Regions from separate parts of the Mus musculus genome. Here region 1 is linked to region 2. Evidence: chromatin loops called from intact Hi-C (ENCODE). Cell type or tissue: heart. All regions are shown on one strand.

What was found. Hi-C counts contacts between places; a loop is a spot of excess contacts. Peaks named below come from ENCODE experiments on the same cell type or tissue, not always from the same donor. Only the 100,000 strongest peaks of a DNase experiment are listed, where the experiment ranks them.
Region 1: a loop joins it to region 2, with 18 times the contacts of the local background. A loop is called at or near these places in 5 of 42 quality-filtered maps.

Annotation. Positions count from the first base shown.
Region 1 is chr3:152,657,888-152,665,887 of GRCm38, forward strand. Ak5 (adenylate kinase 5) reads right to left here. Exons shown (of 14, transcript NM_001081277.2): 2 at 2,629-2,815. Among named protein-coding and RNA genes, the nearest start is that of AI115009, 5.0 kb to the right of the region's middle. In heart, no CTCF peak of the experiment used is centred here; no DNase peak of the experiment used is centred here; H3K27me3 peaks cover 1,564 bases.
Region 2 is chr3:151,983,614-151,991,613 of GRCm38, forward strand. It overlaps Gm31739 (predicted gene, 31739), which reads left to right and starts at 4,831. Exons shown (of 3, transcript NR_166109.1): 1 at 4,831-5,264; 2 at 6,220-6,593. In heart, no CTCF peak of the experiment used is centred here; no DNase peak of the experiment used is centred here.

The DNA.
Region 1 (8,000 bases), 670 kb after region 2:
TGTCTGCCAATTGTTTGCCATTGCTTTATGGTATTTTCATTTAAGTGACTCACCTAGATGATGAAATATTTCATGTCACAGAATAATTTGTCAAGGTAACTGTATGTTTGTCTACCATTGTCAATATGTTTGCAAAAATTATGAATCATCCTATTTCTAGAAATCTTTAAGCTTATGGGGGCAGTTAGAAATATACTTGAATGTAACAATCTATTCCACCAAGTATAGTTTACATCTAGGAAGGGGTAGAGCTACAGCTCAGCTGCTAGAGTGCTTTTCTTTCTTGCATGAAGTCCTGAGTCCAAATCCCCAGCATTTTAAAACAAAACAAACAAAACAAAACAATAATACAAAGGATAAAAGTACAAATCACTTTATAAAATAAAAATTTGTAATTACAAAATAAATGAATTTAGAAAAATATTTTGTATCTCCCTAGCATATATTCCAGGTACAGGACAGCAAAGCGTAATGTTTTCTTGAGAACAGTCCATAGAGAGGATTGTCCAATGATTAAAGAAAATATAATTAGCAGCAGCATCACTCCTGTGTGCACGAGGAAAGAAACTTCTCTCTCTGGAGATGTCTTTGAGGGAATGATATTTCTACTCTTCTCTTCTTGAGCTTCTTAAATATTAGCACACCATGACTTTTTCCCACACCATATTCAAATAAAATCTAACTGGGGTCACAAAATCCAACTGATGTGGCCACACATACCAAGAGTCGTTTCCTCCTTTTATTTACTGCAAAGAAAGTTTGTTTCGACCTCTTGGTGTGGCTGAAACTTTTGTGAGACAATATTTTTAAATTTTATTTTACTATTTCTTTATGTGTGTATGTGTGTGTCAGGAGTTGGGTGGTAGGCACATGTAAGTGCAGGTGTCTGTGGAGGCCAGAAGGGGGCAGTAGATCCCCTGAAGCTGGAAATCTAGGCAATGGTGAGCAGCCAGTTATGAGTGCTAGGAGCTGAAGCTAGGTCCTCTGGAAGAGTAGGCAGCAGTCTCAATCACTGAGCCATTTTTTCCAACCTTGTTCAACAATTTTTGAACATAATTTAAAATTTGAAAATATACTTGTCTTGGCCACTGCAAAAGAATTAGTTTACCTTCCCCTGATTGGAGCTAATTCTTCATTTACAGACTATTATACTCATAACTTCATTCCATGGAGAAGGCTGAATAGCCCATGGTTTTGACAAACACACACTTGAAAATGAGATTGGATGCAAAAGAACACATACGGTATGCACTCACTGATAAGTGGGTATTAGCCCAAAAGCTCCAAATAACCAAAATACAATTCACAGACCACATGAAGCTCAAGAAGAAGGAAGATCAAAGTGTGGGTGCTTTGGTCCTTCTTAGAAGGAGAACAAAATACTCACAGGAGCAAATATGGAGATAAAGTATGGAGCAGAGACTGAAGGAAAGGCCATCCAGTGACTATCCCACCTGGGGATCCATCCCATATACAATTACCAAACCCAGACACTGTTGTGGATGCCAACAAGTGTGTGCTGAAAGGAGCCTGATATAGTTGTCTTCTGAGAGGCCCTGCCGGAGCCTTACAAATACAGAGGTGGATGCTTGCAGCCAACAATTGGATTGAGCGCGGGGTCCCCAATAGAGGAGTTAGAGAAAGAACTGAAGGAGCTTAAGGGTTTACAATCCATAGGAAGAACAACAATATCAACCAACCAGACCCCCCAGAACTCCTAGGGACTAAACCACCAACCAAGGAGTACACATGGCTCCAGCTGCATATGTAGCAGAGGATGGCCTTGTCATGCATCAGTGGAAGGAGAGGCCCTTGGCCCTATGAAGGCTCGATAGGTGCCCAGTGTGGGTGAATCAAGGGTGGGGAGGTGGGAGTGGGTAGGTGGGTGGAGGAATGCCCTCATAGAAGCAGGGAGGGGGGAGGGAGGATGTGATAGGGTTTTACGGGAGGAGGGAAGGAAACCTGGGAAGGGGATAACATTTGAACAGTAATTAAGGAAAATATCCAATTAAAAAAAAAGAAGAAAAGAAAATGAGATTAGAAAACTGTGAATCTGCTCCACACACCACAGCTTCCATTTCTCAACTGTTCCTGACAGTCAACAGTTTATTTTTGTCTTTGACTCAAATGATAAATCCTTTATATTCAATGGTCGCTTAGTGAATCTGTATTAAATTAACCCTGATAAACCATCCATGCACTTATGAAAACACACTAATATGTGCTCTGTACTTGGAAGCAGTATTAGCAAGCCAAGACTCTGACTAATATAAAAGTGTTGAGTTGTTACATAATAACTACTAATTTTATCTGCATTCAACTTGTGTATTTGGGAAAAGCCTATTTGCAATGTTAAAAATACAACCATCATTCTTAAATGTAATTTATGTTGCAAAATAATGAGTTTAGCAATATAAACTTTTATTACATTTACAGAAAATCGCCTGATAATGGTGTGTTGCTTTCTTCTCCGTATCGAGGGTGATTAGAAGTAGTAGCAGGAAAAGATAAATCCTCCCCCAAACACTTATAAACCTAGTCATGAAAAGCACTCTCTCCAGTCCGCATGGTGTATTTTAAAGAGATTTGCTCTCCAGTGAGATGCCCATCATCCCGCACACACATTACCATTTCGGAGGAAGGATCTCCGTGATTGTCCTCCATTTAGGGGCGGTAACGTCTTCTTTTCCTGGCTGACAAATGTGTCCCACTTCACCTTGTCACAGCCTCCTAGCTCCTTGACTTTCTGTAAACAAGTTTCCAAGTACTCTATGGGGTCTTCTGGCTTGGAACACATCAAGCCATTGAGCAGGCTCTGAAATACATATGTAAAAAAGTAAAAATGAAATCTATTTTGACACCATGTCCTAGTTTGCTATCCATTGATATGATAAAATTCAAGACCAAAAGTACGGGGAGGAAAGGGTTTCTTTGGCTTATGCTCCCACATCATGGAGGGACACCGGGGCAGGCACTGGAGCAGGGGCCCGGAGGCAGGCACTGGAGCAAGAAGCTATAGAAAAATGTCATGCTGGCTTGCCCTCATGGCTAGTTCACCTGGCTTTCTAATATAATCTGGGATCACCTGCTCAGGGGTGGCACCATCCCCCAGTGAACTGAGCTCTCCCACATTGGTATTAATGAAGACAATGCCTCACAGATTTCTCTTCCCAGATGGCCCTAGCTTGCACCAAGCTGACACACCCACCAGCACCCAGGATCTTTGTTACAACGCTGTTATGCCTTTGCTCTAAGTTCACCCCTTTCCGTTGTATTCTTTTCATTATACAGAGCAATAGACCTCGTAATGGTGTTTACATAGCTGCATGCATCTCATTGTACTCTGCTTATGTTCACGTCCCGTAACCTGCTCTTGTTCCCCCTCCTCCTGGTCCCTCTCACCCCTGAAATTACTCCACTTTCGTGCCATATATATTCTTATGTATAGTTAAGTCTAGATTCCATCCACAAGACAAGATACACAATACTGGTTGCTCCCCCATGCCCTCTTCCCTGTAGCCTCCGTCCACCTCCCAACCAGCACCCTTCTGTTTTGATGCCATTTACTGGTCTAAAGCTAGATTTTTACATGAGTGAAAGCCTGTGATATTTGTCCTTTTGGTCTGGCTCATTTTGCTTAACACAATTTCCAGTTCCAATCACATCTCCTAATGTCCCTGAAAGTGGCAGAATTTTGTTCTTCTGAATAACTGGCTAAAACTCCATTGTGTATAAGTATCACATGTTTAAAATTCCATCCATCTGTTGATCAGTGTCATTCCTGGATGCCGTTAGCTGTCAGTTTGACACAGTCCAGAGCCATCTGAGTGAGTCCCAGTTGGAGGATTACCTAGATCAGATTATCCTGAGGCCGTGTTAGTGGGATTTCTCAAGAGATGATTGATATCGAAGACCACACCACTGTGGGCAGAACCATCCCCTAGGCAGGTAAGCCTGGGATGTATAAGAAAGCTAGATGAGTAGAAACCAGAGAGAGTGAGTCAGGAAGCAGCATTCATCCATGGCATTTGCTTTGTTTATCGTCTAAGCTGAGTATATATCTTGGCTATAGTGAATAGTGCCACAATGAACATGGATGTGTGGGTATTTGTGTGGTAGGCTTAGATTCCTTTGAGTGCCTACGAGTAGTCTGAAGTTATATGGTAGGTATATTTTTAATATTTTTAAAATGTTAAAACATTTGAGACAGGGTCCCACACAACCTAGTGTGGCTTTGAACTTGCTGCACAGTCGAGGGTGATCTTGACCGTCTAATTCTCACAACTGCCTCCTTTGTGATGGGTCCCATGTGTGCATCACTACATCTGGTTCGTGCAGTGCCCAGGCTTTAACCTAGGGTCTCCTGCATTTAGGGCAGGAGCTAGCTCTTCAGCCCACTTTGAGCCAACGCCATACTGATTTCATTAGTGTCCCCATCCCCGCAAGAAGCACTTAAGGAACTTCCCCCCAGTCTCTGCATTTTTTTCTAGCATTTGCTCCATTTCTTTGCTACCGCTTTTCTGGCCAGGGGAGGTGAAATCTCAGTGGTTAAGATTTGCTTCAGCCCCCCCCCCCCCAGTTTGGATTTCTCTTGTGAACTGTATACTTGATTTCTTCTGTCCATGTATTGATGGAATGATTTGCTTCGATGTGCTTAATTTTACCATCCTTCATATGTTGTACATGTTAACCCTTTGTCAGCTAGAAAGCTGGTACATCTTTTTCTCCATTCTGTATGCTGTACTTCCCCTCTGTTATTTCCTTTGTCTTACAAACACTTCTGAAGTTCAGCTCTTGTATAACGCTGGAACTACTGGGCATTTTTTGTTTTGTTGTTGTTTGCTTGCTTGCTTATGCCTGGCTCTTGATATGTCTTCCCTGGTTTCCTCTAGTTGTTCCAGGGTTTCCGGTCTATATTATATAACGACTTTCATTCACTTTGAATCAATTTTTTTTACAAGGTGGGAGTTTCATTCTGCACATAAATACCCAGTGCCACTTGTTAAGGAGGCTGTCTGTCTGTCTGTCTGTTCTCTAGTGTTTGTTTCAGCATCTTTGTCAAAAGTTGGGAGTCTGTAGCTTTGTGCATTTTTTTCCAGGCTCTTTCTTCTGTTCCATTGGTCTACACATCTGGCTCTATGCCTTTATCTTGCTGGCTTTGTTACTATGGCTGTTTAGTATAATTTTAACCAACCAGGCACTGTGGTCCCCAGCAGTCCTCTCTCTGTTCTTGCATTTCATTTCATAAACAGCTTGGATCGAAACTGTGATTTAATTGAGGATTTAAGATAACCCCTAACGTTGTAACCAGTTAATTGTGTTTTCTTTGGTTTTGTTTTTTGTTTTTGGGGTTTTTTTTTTTTGTTGTTGTTGTTGTTGTTGTTGTTTTAAGACAGGGTCTTGCAATGTAGCCTTGGCTAGCCTAGAACTCATTATGTAGACCAGGCTGGTCTCAAACCTATGGAGATCCAACTGTCTCTGCCTCCCGAGTACTGGGATTGAAGGCTCGAGCCATCGCGCTGAGCACAAGTGAGAATTCAGCTCAGTATCCTCTGCCTTTCAAATAGCAAGACAGATGTGTGTTTTAATACAGAAAAGCACCATCAAAGCAAGACCAAGTGTGGCGTGGGAAGCCCTTCCTATTATCGCAAGCCTCTGCTGAAAGCCTAGGCTGGCCTGTGGCCCCTTTCTCTCGTGTTCCTGTGGGACTCAGGATGACCACCTGATTGTCAGGAAGAAACGCCACGCTTGTTGTTTATCCTGGAATGTTAGTTATGTGCTCTCTTCCTCCCTGGTGTGTAGTGCATACATGTATAGTACATACATGTTGGCGTTTTAGGATTAGGATTAAAAGATAATTCCAAACTCATGTTTAAGTGAGACTTGAAATTGACACCAGGGTTGGAAAGATGGCTCAGTGCTTAAGATGGCTCGGTTGCTCTTGTAGGGGACCCAGGTTTGGTTCCCAGCACCCACATCAGGCAGCTTACAACTGCTTATTCCAGCTCCAGGGCATCTGGCACCTTTGACTTCCACAGGCACACACACACACACACACACACACACACACACACACACACACACACACACACAAATACTAAAAACAAATCTAACATTTTGAGGTCAGTTTTTAAAATGCTGATTGATGTGCAGTAAATCTCTATAGTATTTATACGATCACAGTATCTATACGATTACAGAGGAGAAAGTACGGTCTGACTTGTTTTTAATTCGTGAAACCTTGTACAGGGCAAGAGGTCCACGTGCTCACACATAATAAGCACTAGAGAAATGAGAACTGTTAACCACACAGGCTTTGGTCTTCAGTGGAAGAAACTGACAGCTGTTCACCAGAAGGTTGGAGTGGATGCTGTTTGATCTGGTGATCTTTTGCTAGTCTTTGATGCTAACCTGCACCAGAATCTCCTAGAATCCTGAGCATTGTCTCTCAGTCAATAGAATCTATCCTTGGGCTTATCATAAACCCTTCCCCATAGGGCCTGAGCACTGCTTGTCAGTCAACAGAACACATTCTATATGTAAAGGTCACAGGTGCTTTGCTAAGGAGATGCACTTTGTAAAGGCGTTTGGGTGTGGCCATGCCTAAAGCTTTGCTGGGACAACTGTCATGAGAAAACTTTTCTTTAAGTTTTATTGTGTTTAAATATGTAAAAAATAAAGCATTTGGTGTCAGGCTCCAGAAGTTTCAATCAGCGCTGGCTAAATCAAGTGAACCCGAGTTTCTCTAATCCTATCTCTTTTGGCCCATGTTCCTGCCAGTCACAGTATTTGCAGGGACCCCTCAAGTGCCTGGTGTGTGTAACTCACGGAGACTAGCACACACTAGTTCCCACAAATTCTACATCTTTGAAAATGTCCACTCCTGGAACCTGGTCTGAAGTGCAAAGAATATTTTCCTTTAGAATGTTTCATGGAAAAAGCAAACATTATTCTCATCTATACATTACTCTCACCTATACATTACTCTCACCTATACATTACTCTCACCTATACATTACTCTCACCTATACATTACTCTCACCTATACATTACTAATGCATAAGGCACACAACCTTCCGAAGGTTGACAAACCCTACCACAGCTTTTAATTTTTAAATCAGTTCCATTTCCCCCCAAGGGCAGGCAGTTCCCAGCAGGTGCCTTTGTTTTCGGGAACCCTGAGTGGAATGGGTTTGGGTTTGTGGTTCCATCAGATGAGTTCAGCTGCTGAGGAGGCAGAGGAAGTGTCATGCGATTTCTGTGCGGCAGGTTAGCTTCCCACGCTCCCGTTACTCTGTGGGCCAGAACCGACTGCATCGACACACGGGGTCTTGTGGCTCTCCCATGAGCCCTTGTGTACACTCAAGCCTGTGGGCATCCCTGCCTCTAGGTTTGGGTCAGCAGATCGTGTTTCAGAGTTATCAGTGGATTTCTTAAGCATACTTACTCAGATGGTCTTAGGTTCAGGACTCCGAGCCAGCTTCTCATAAAACCTTCTTTGTATATTTTATAAAAACATGGAATGGGGTAAATCAAAATACCAGATTCTCTCAACCCCATATATAACCCAGCCACAATATTAATACTTAAAATCCAGGCCTGTTAATTTTGTCTTTTCCTAAAGGCTTAAGTTGGGTGGGTATACGCAAGGCAAGTTTTCCAACTGGGAGACAGACATTTCAAGTTTTCCTAAACAAAACTAGCTCCCCAAAGGGCACTGATTCTTAAATCGGTAACAGTGAGCTTCAGTCTTTCACTGGTAACTTAAGTCCTTTTTCCTAAGTGCCAGCAGCAGCCCAGGACTGAATATAGGTAGTCTACTGGTGCTATTGCTTAGTCTCTGAGTTAACCCTCTGAATATGTAAATAATCTAGTTAGACTTTTGATAGCATTCAACTAATTGCCAACCTCTGATCTAAGGTCAGAGACCAATAGTTATATTACAAAGGCGAATTAGGAACACAGCAGAACCAGCTGCAAACGTTCTGTTGTGTTTTGTT
Region 2 (8,000 bases):
TCACTTATCCACTTTGTGCCTGCTGCCTGCAGATCTAGATACAGAACTCTCAGCAACCTGTCCAGCACCATGTCTGCCTGCATGCCGCCATGATTTCTATCGTGATTACAATGGACTAAACCTCTGAACAAGGTTTCAAAAAATTCCAATTAAATATTTTCCTTTATACAAATTGTCATGGTCACAGTCTCTCTTCACAGTAATAGAAATTAACTAAGACAAGAACTCAACTAGACAAGACCAAGGAAGCTTTTTAGCATCACATAGTATAACTGGCCAGGGAAATGCCACTCAATACCACAATGAAGTATCATATGAAAAATAAAATGCAGACAAAGATGTGTAGATAAAGGAACCATTATACCTTCCAGGTAAGAGTGTAAATTAATACGGCTGTTAAGAAAAACAATACAGATCCCATCTTGGGCACGAGCTCAGCAGAAGGTCCCAAGCTTCCCAGAGGACTCTCCACGCTGCAGGCACCCTAGCACACTGGGGATCTTGAGATCACTGGTAAGTGAAACACAACATCAGTTCCAAAAAAACCAGAGGGTCTTGTGCTAGCAGCAACAGGGTCAAAGGACAAAGGCAGGCCCTAGCACACCCAGAATCTTTGAATCACTGAGATCAGTCTATGCAGGAGAGCACATGGACACCAGAAGCAACAGAGCTTCTTGGACAGGGTCCCTTCAGGCCTTCATCCTCAGCCAGGAGACAGAGCTGAGACCCAGACCCCTGGACAACTTCCCTGCCAGAAAAGAGTTGGCCTCCAGGGAGGGCTCTGACCCCAGGAATCAGGAGGTGGATCTGAGCTCCAGACTTCTGTGCACCTTCCCTGCAAGAGGAGAGCTTGCCTGCAGAGAGCGCTCTGACCACTGGGACTCAGAAGAGAGTTGGACTCCCAGGAGTGCTGACAGAGGCTAACAGAATCACAGGAGGAACAAGCTCCAGCCAGAGACAGCTAGAATATTTAACACCAGAGATTACCAGATGGTGAAAAGCAAATGAAAGAATCTTACTAACAGAAACTAAGACCACTGGGCATCATCAGAACCCAATACTCCTACCACAGCAAGTCCTGAATACCCCCAATACACCTGAAAAGCATGATTCAAATTTAAAATCATATCTCATGATGCTGGTACCTCTATTTTAAGAAGGGCATTAATAATTCACTTAAAGAAATACAGAACACTGCTAAACAGGAAGAAGCCCTTAAAGAGGAAGCACAAAAAAATCCCTAAAGGAATTACAGGAAAACACTGCTAAACAGGTAGATGTCCTTAAAGAAGAAACACAAAAATCACTTAAAGAATCACATGAAAACACATCCAAACAGGTGATGGATGAACAAGACCATCTAAGATCTAAAAATGGAAGTAGAAACAATGAAGAAAACCCAAAGGGAGACAACTCTGGAGATAGAAACCCTAGGAAAGAAATCAGGAAACAGATGCAAGCATCAGCAACAGAATACAAGAGATGAAAGAGAGAATATCAGGTGCAGAAGATTCCATAGAGAACATGGACACAACAATCAAAGAAAATGCAAAATGCAAAAAGATCCTAACCCAAAACATCCAGGAAATCCAAGACACAATGAGAAGACCAAACCTAAGGATAATAGGAGTAGATGAGAATGAAGATTTTCAACTTAAAGGGCCAGCAAATATCTTCAACAAAATTATAGAAGAAAACTTCCTTTACCTAAAGAAAGAGATGCCCATGAACATACAAGAAGCCTACAGAACTCCAAATAGACTCAACCAGAGAAAAAAATTCCTCCTGTCACATAATAATCAAAACACCAAATACACTAAACAAAGAAAGAATATTAACAGCAGTAGGGAAAAAGTCAAGTAACATATAAATGCATACCTATCAGAATTGCACCAGACTTCTCACCAGAAACTATGAAAGCTAGAAGATCCTGGGCAGATGTTATACAGACCCTAAGAGAACACAAATAACAGTCCAGGCTACTATGCCCAGCAAAACTCTCAATTACCATAGATGGAGAAACCAAAGTATTCCATGATAAAACCAAATTCACACAGTATCTTTCCACGAATTCAGCCCTACAAAGGATAAGAGATGGAAAATACCAACAGAAGGAGAGAAACTACATCCCAGAAAAAGGCAAGAAAGTAATCTTTCAACATAACCAAAAGAAGATAGCCACACAAACATAATTCCACCTCTAACAATAAAAATAACAGAAAGTAACAATCACTATTCCTTAATATCTCTTAACATCAATGGACTCAGTTCCCCCCCAAAAAAAGACATAGACTAACAGATTGGATATGAAAACAGGACCCAACACTTTGCTTCGTACAGAAAACCCACCTCAGTGACAAAGACAGACTCAGTGTAAAAGATTGGAAAACAATTTTCCAAGCAAATGGTTCCAAGAAACAAGCTGGAGTAGCTATTCTAATATAGAATAAAATCAACGTTCAACCAAAAGTTATCAAAAACGATAAGGAAGGGCACTTCATACTGATCGAAGGAAAAATCTAACAAGATTAACTCTCAATTGTGAACAGGAAGGAAGGAAGGAAGGAAGATAAATGAAGGTGATAGAAAAAAAGAAAGAAAATGAAGACAAGAGAGAAGAACTAGAGGAGCTGGTTGGAAAAGGAAGGAAAGAGAAAGCAATAAAAAGAAGAGAAACAGGGAAGAGATGTGTAGATGGGAACAAAAGCTGAGCTCACATGGATGGGGATGTGGACGTTTGAATAGCCATGGCCCCACAGGCTCAAGTGCTTGAATGCTTGGACCATAGGGAGTAGCACTATTAAGAGGTTTGGCCTTGTTTGAGGAAGTGTGTCACTGTGGTGGTGGGCTTTGATGTCTCCTAAGCTCAAGCTGTGCCTAGTGGCTCTCAGTCTCTGCCTGCCTTCAGATCAAGATCAAGTAGAACTCCCAGCTGCTTCTCCAGCACCATGTCTGCCTGCATGCTGCCAGGCTTCCTGCCATGACAATAATCACTAAACCTCTGAACTGTAAGCCAGCCCCAAGGAAATGTTTTCCTTTATAAGAGTTACAGTGGCCATGGTGTCTCTTCACAGCAATAAAAACTCTTATGAAGGCAGGGTATAAAGACTCTTATGAAGATCAATTTTTGAAATTAAAATGCATGCATTTCTGATTTTGTTATTTGTGTGCACAATTGGAGCTTAATTGCTCCTAGATGGCTTTGTGATTTGTTTGCTAAGAAATTAAATATTTATTTAGTATTACACGTTTGCTTTGGGAAATATTTTTTAATAACCTTCAGAAGTACATTCCTTTGTCCTTTTCTTCTGCTTTTGTGGTGCTGTGGTTTGAACCCTGGGCCTTACACAAGCCAAGAACTCATCGACTGAGCTGTAAATTCCTCTAGAAGAGCACTCGAAACACCTCATGTTTTACTTTTGGTAACACATTAATCTCTTCCAAAGGAGATCTCAGAAAAGGTTTTTGCCTTCCATTCATTTAGGAATACATTTTATTTTTTTCCTTTTTGCATCACATTGCAACAATCTCTCAAGCAGGACATGGGAATTTTCCAAAACCTTGACTCTTTCTATAAAGAATCTCACGCTGACCTGGCTAGTCTTCTTTATGTGTGGCTATTCACTATTAACTGTTTTTTATCTTAAATGGTACAAAGAGAGAACACTCGGCTAGCATCCACTGTGGAATACGCTGTTTTACTGTACCCATAAGCACAAATGTTCTGCAAAAATAAGTGTGTTTAAGTCTTGGGCATTGTGCTATATCTCACTTTAAAACTTGCTCAAAACTGGAGCACATATGTGATTCCAAGCCTCTAGAAAGTAAAAAATTCTAGAGAGTGTTTGAAACATGTTGTAAACAAACCTTTAATTCTAAATAATTCAGTCCAACTAAAAAATTCAAATGATCAACACTACATCCATAAAATTACTTATAAACATAACCACTGCATTCTAACAGGAACTGTCTGTTAAATAAGATAATTGCTTTTATTAATTTTTTAAAAAGTGTAAGGGGTCCAGAGAGAAGGTTCATCAGTTAAGAGCACTTACTGCTCTTTTGGATAAATGGGTTCAGCTCCCAGCATTTATATCATGGTACTTCCAGGAGATCAAACAGCCTCTTCCGGTCTCAATACTCATCTGCTCAGACATGGCATGCACAGACACATAAATCAAATAATCAATTAAGTCATTTTTGAATATTTACTTTTATGTGTGTAGGTGTTTTGCCTGCATGTAGGTCTGTGCTCCATTTATGTGCCTGTTACCTGCAAAGTCCAGAAGAGGATGCTGGGACTGCAGTTGTGAGACGATATGTAGGTGCTGGAAACTGAACCCAGGTCCTCTGAAAGTACAGCCACTGAGTCATCTCTCAGATACCCAAAACAAATCTTCTTAAGGAAGTTTTAACTTTCTACTCTATTTTAAAAGAAATTAACAAATCTGAAGTTGATATCATGGTTAAATACATATGTGTGTGTGTTTGTGTGTGTGTGTGTGTGTGTGTGTGTGTGTGTGTGTGGATTCTGGTTTAAGTTATTATATGGTATTTTTCATTCATTTTTGAGTCTCCTTCATATTATAGTTATAATTATGTGATGCAAAATTTTAGTTTCCTTACTTTTAATATGAAAAATATTTCATGGCATGATGAAACCCTACTTCCAACAACAGTTATGAGAGCAACAGAAACAAAGATCAACTCTGTCAAAGGAAACAGTGGCAGGCCCATAAAGGAAGCTGAGAACTTTTTCTTTTCAGACACAGACTGGTTTCCATAGTTACTTCTGACATCACAGAGCCAACTTGCCCTTGCATACTTTTCACTCTATTTTAGAGTCTAGTGCCAGCACATACCCAGACTGTGTGATCCCATTTCTCGTTGGAATGAACATGGAAAACAACTAAGTTTCCAGAGATGGCTTCATCTTCTTGATTCATATTTTGCCATATTTTATGAATTTCCAATTTTTTTTAGACTTCATATAATTGGCATTTAAATGAGACTCCAGATCTGAAATTCAACCTCCTTGGACTGAACTGACCTCCGGAGGTTTTCCACAGATTTGGACAAATCACTCAGAGGACTCCAGTGGTCATGATTAAATGTTGGCAGATGTGGGAATGGATGCCAGGGCTTAGCATTTTCAGGAAATACGAGGCTATTTTCTAACATTGCTGCACCTTGTACAGTAGAGTCCTGGCAGTGTCACCAGCACACATAGCTCAAAGCCAGTAGCATCACTGCCACCAACAAGGGTCAGCGTTTCAATCTCTCCTTTCCTTGTGGGCTAGTCCTCAGCATCAGTTATCACCCCTCTTTTATGATGGCCTTCACCCTGGTTACCAACTAGAGCATCCTTTTGGTTAAATTTGCATTTCTCTAATGACTAACGAAGATGGTTATCTTTTCCTATGTTTATTAACCATGATAGGACTTTAATATTTTCTTTTTGTATTCTAATCCTTTTCCTATTTTTTAACTAAGTTGTCTTTTTATTGTTGAAATGAAAGCTGTTGTATTTATATGTGCTTTATCAGATATATAAGGGATTTATCAGATATGTAATTTACAACTATGTCTTCAAATGTGTGGGCTTCTTATCTAAGGTTTTTCATATATTGCTATAAAATTATTTACAATGTCTATAAATCCAGTATTGATTTCCTTTCTTCCTTGCTTGATACTCACAATTTGTATTTCCTTTTTTTTTCTGGCCAGTCTTAGAAATGCTAATGTCAATCAAGTTAACAATGGAGATCAGACCATCATAATTTTTAAAATCCAGTCATCCAGTACAACCACTATCAGTCACTGCTATGATATTGTACATGGACAGGGATGAGACAACTTAAAATATACCATCTTGCCAATTCTTTTTGACTCTTTGTTTTGTTGGGTTTTTTTCTTTTTCTGAGACAGTGTTTCTCTGTGCGGCCCTGACTGTTCTTGAACTTGCTTTGTAAACTAACCCAGAGATCCACCTGCTTCTGATCTTGGTGGAATTAGAGGTGTATGCCACCACCAACTGGCTCATCTTGACAATTTCATGAGTAACATGCTGTTGACCACTGTCACTATGCTGGGCATTAGATTTTAGAACTTGTATTTGTGGCTAAACATTTGTACTCTCTGACCAACGTCTTCCCATTTCCCCAACTTCTGAAACTGAAGCAAATACTTTCTGTATAACTTTGACTCTTTTCATTTCAGACCTAAATGAGACTGTACAATAGTTGTCTTCTTGAACTATATTTCACATGCCATTTCCTTCAATTTTGTCCGCCTATGGGATTCCCTTGGATTGCTGAATAGTTATTCACATGTATACACATATCACATTTTGTTTATCAGTCCTGGAAATGATTCTTAACTATGACATGAAAACCATAGCAACAAAAGGAGGAGAAAGTGAAGCAACGCCAGAGCAAAAATCCCCTGTGCAGTCATCAAGCAAGCAAAGGCAAGAACTCTGTCCTCACAAGGCAGGCCCTCTGTACTGGCTAGTTTTGTGTCAACTTGACACAGCTGGAGTTATCACAGAGAAAGGAGCTTCAGTTGAGGAAATGCCTCCATGAGATCCAACTGTAAGGCATTTTCTCAATTAGTGATCAAGGGGGAAAGGCTCCTTGTGGGTGGGACCATCCCTGGGCTGGTAGTCTTGGTTCTATAAGAGAGCAGGCTGAGCAAGCCAGGGGAAGCAAGCCAGTAAAGAACATCTCTCCATGGCCTCTGCATCAGCTCCTGCTCCCTGACCTGCTTGAGTTCCAGTCCTGACTTCTTTCAGTGATGAACAGCAATGTGGAAGTGTAAGCTGAATAAACCCTTTCCTCCCCAGCTTGCTTCTTGGTCATGATGTTATGTCCAGGAATAGAAACCCTGACTACGACACCCGCTGATTATGGGTTTGCCTTTCCTTTCCCTGTGTTCTTGTCAATCTATGGATGAAGAATGTCATATTCATCATCATTATGCTCCGTGCCGTGCTGCTTCTGCTTATAAAGCCCACCTAATGACCCAGAGTTTGCAGTCTGTCAGTGGGCTCATGGCACAGAGTCCAACAGTCAGGCTTTCCCATCACTCTGGAGCTACTGGCTAACAGCTCCGTTGGGTGCCTTTGAATACTTAGTATGGGGTATCAAAGAAATGTGTTTCACATAAGAGGAGAGACCACCACCCAAAGATAAAGCAGGGTGTTGTGCATACTCTGCTAGGTGTAAGTGTGCTATGATTCTGTGCTTTTGATTCTCTGAGGAAGGTGCGTACTATGCTAACCAAAAGGGTAGTTTTGCTATTGTATCTATCTGGATATTAAACATAGTTGGATCTATTTAGACGTTGACCTTAGTTAAAAGACATAAATGACAAGTTTACAAATGGGTGTGGTGTTGGATTGACTTAACTGAACTACTCTTCTTTCTAATGGAATACGGGAAATGGAAGCTGCGCAGAATTAGAAGTTAGACCTGGTGCAGGCAGCATGGATTTGAGAAATCAGTCCCACGGTGAAGCCAGCTAATACTTCAGGCTTCCCTTCACCTCGAGCTTGTCTTCCAAACCACCTGCCCCTCTCACCTCCATCAGTCTCAGGCGCAGCGCCTCCACCTCACCTCCCAGGGGGCATTTCCATGAGCTCCACTTTGCTCTCCTCCTGCAATGGATGCATGTATGTGACAGTTTTCAGCCCCAAAGCTTTAGAAGCACTGACTGGTTCACGGTGTTGACACTCCCTAGCAAATCTTCATACCCTTAGCGTTTGCATACTCACACAGGGTCTAACTCCTAAATAAACACAGTTTGCCTTCACTGGTGACTGACTGGGCTCTAACTGGTGTTTACAATCACCAAGGCCTAATTCCCTGTATTCCCTAATTCTCAGAATAATCTTGGGTGGGAAACAACAAGTATTTTTGTAGCTTCATATTCACCATTCTGAATTTGTGACTTTGATGGTTCAGTGTTTAGAAACATGTTAAGACTCAGATTTATGAGTT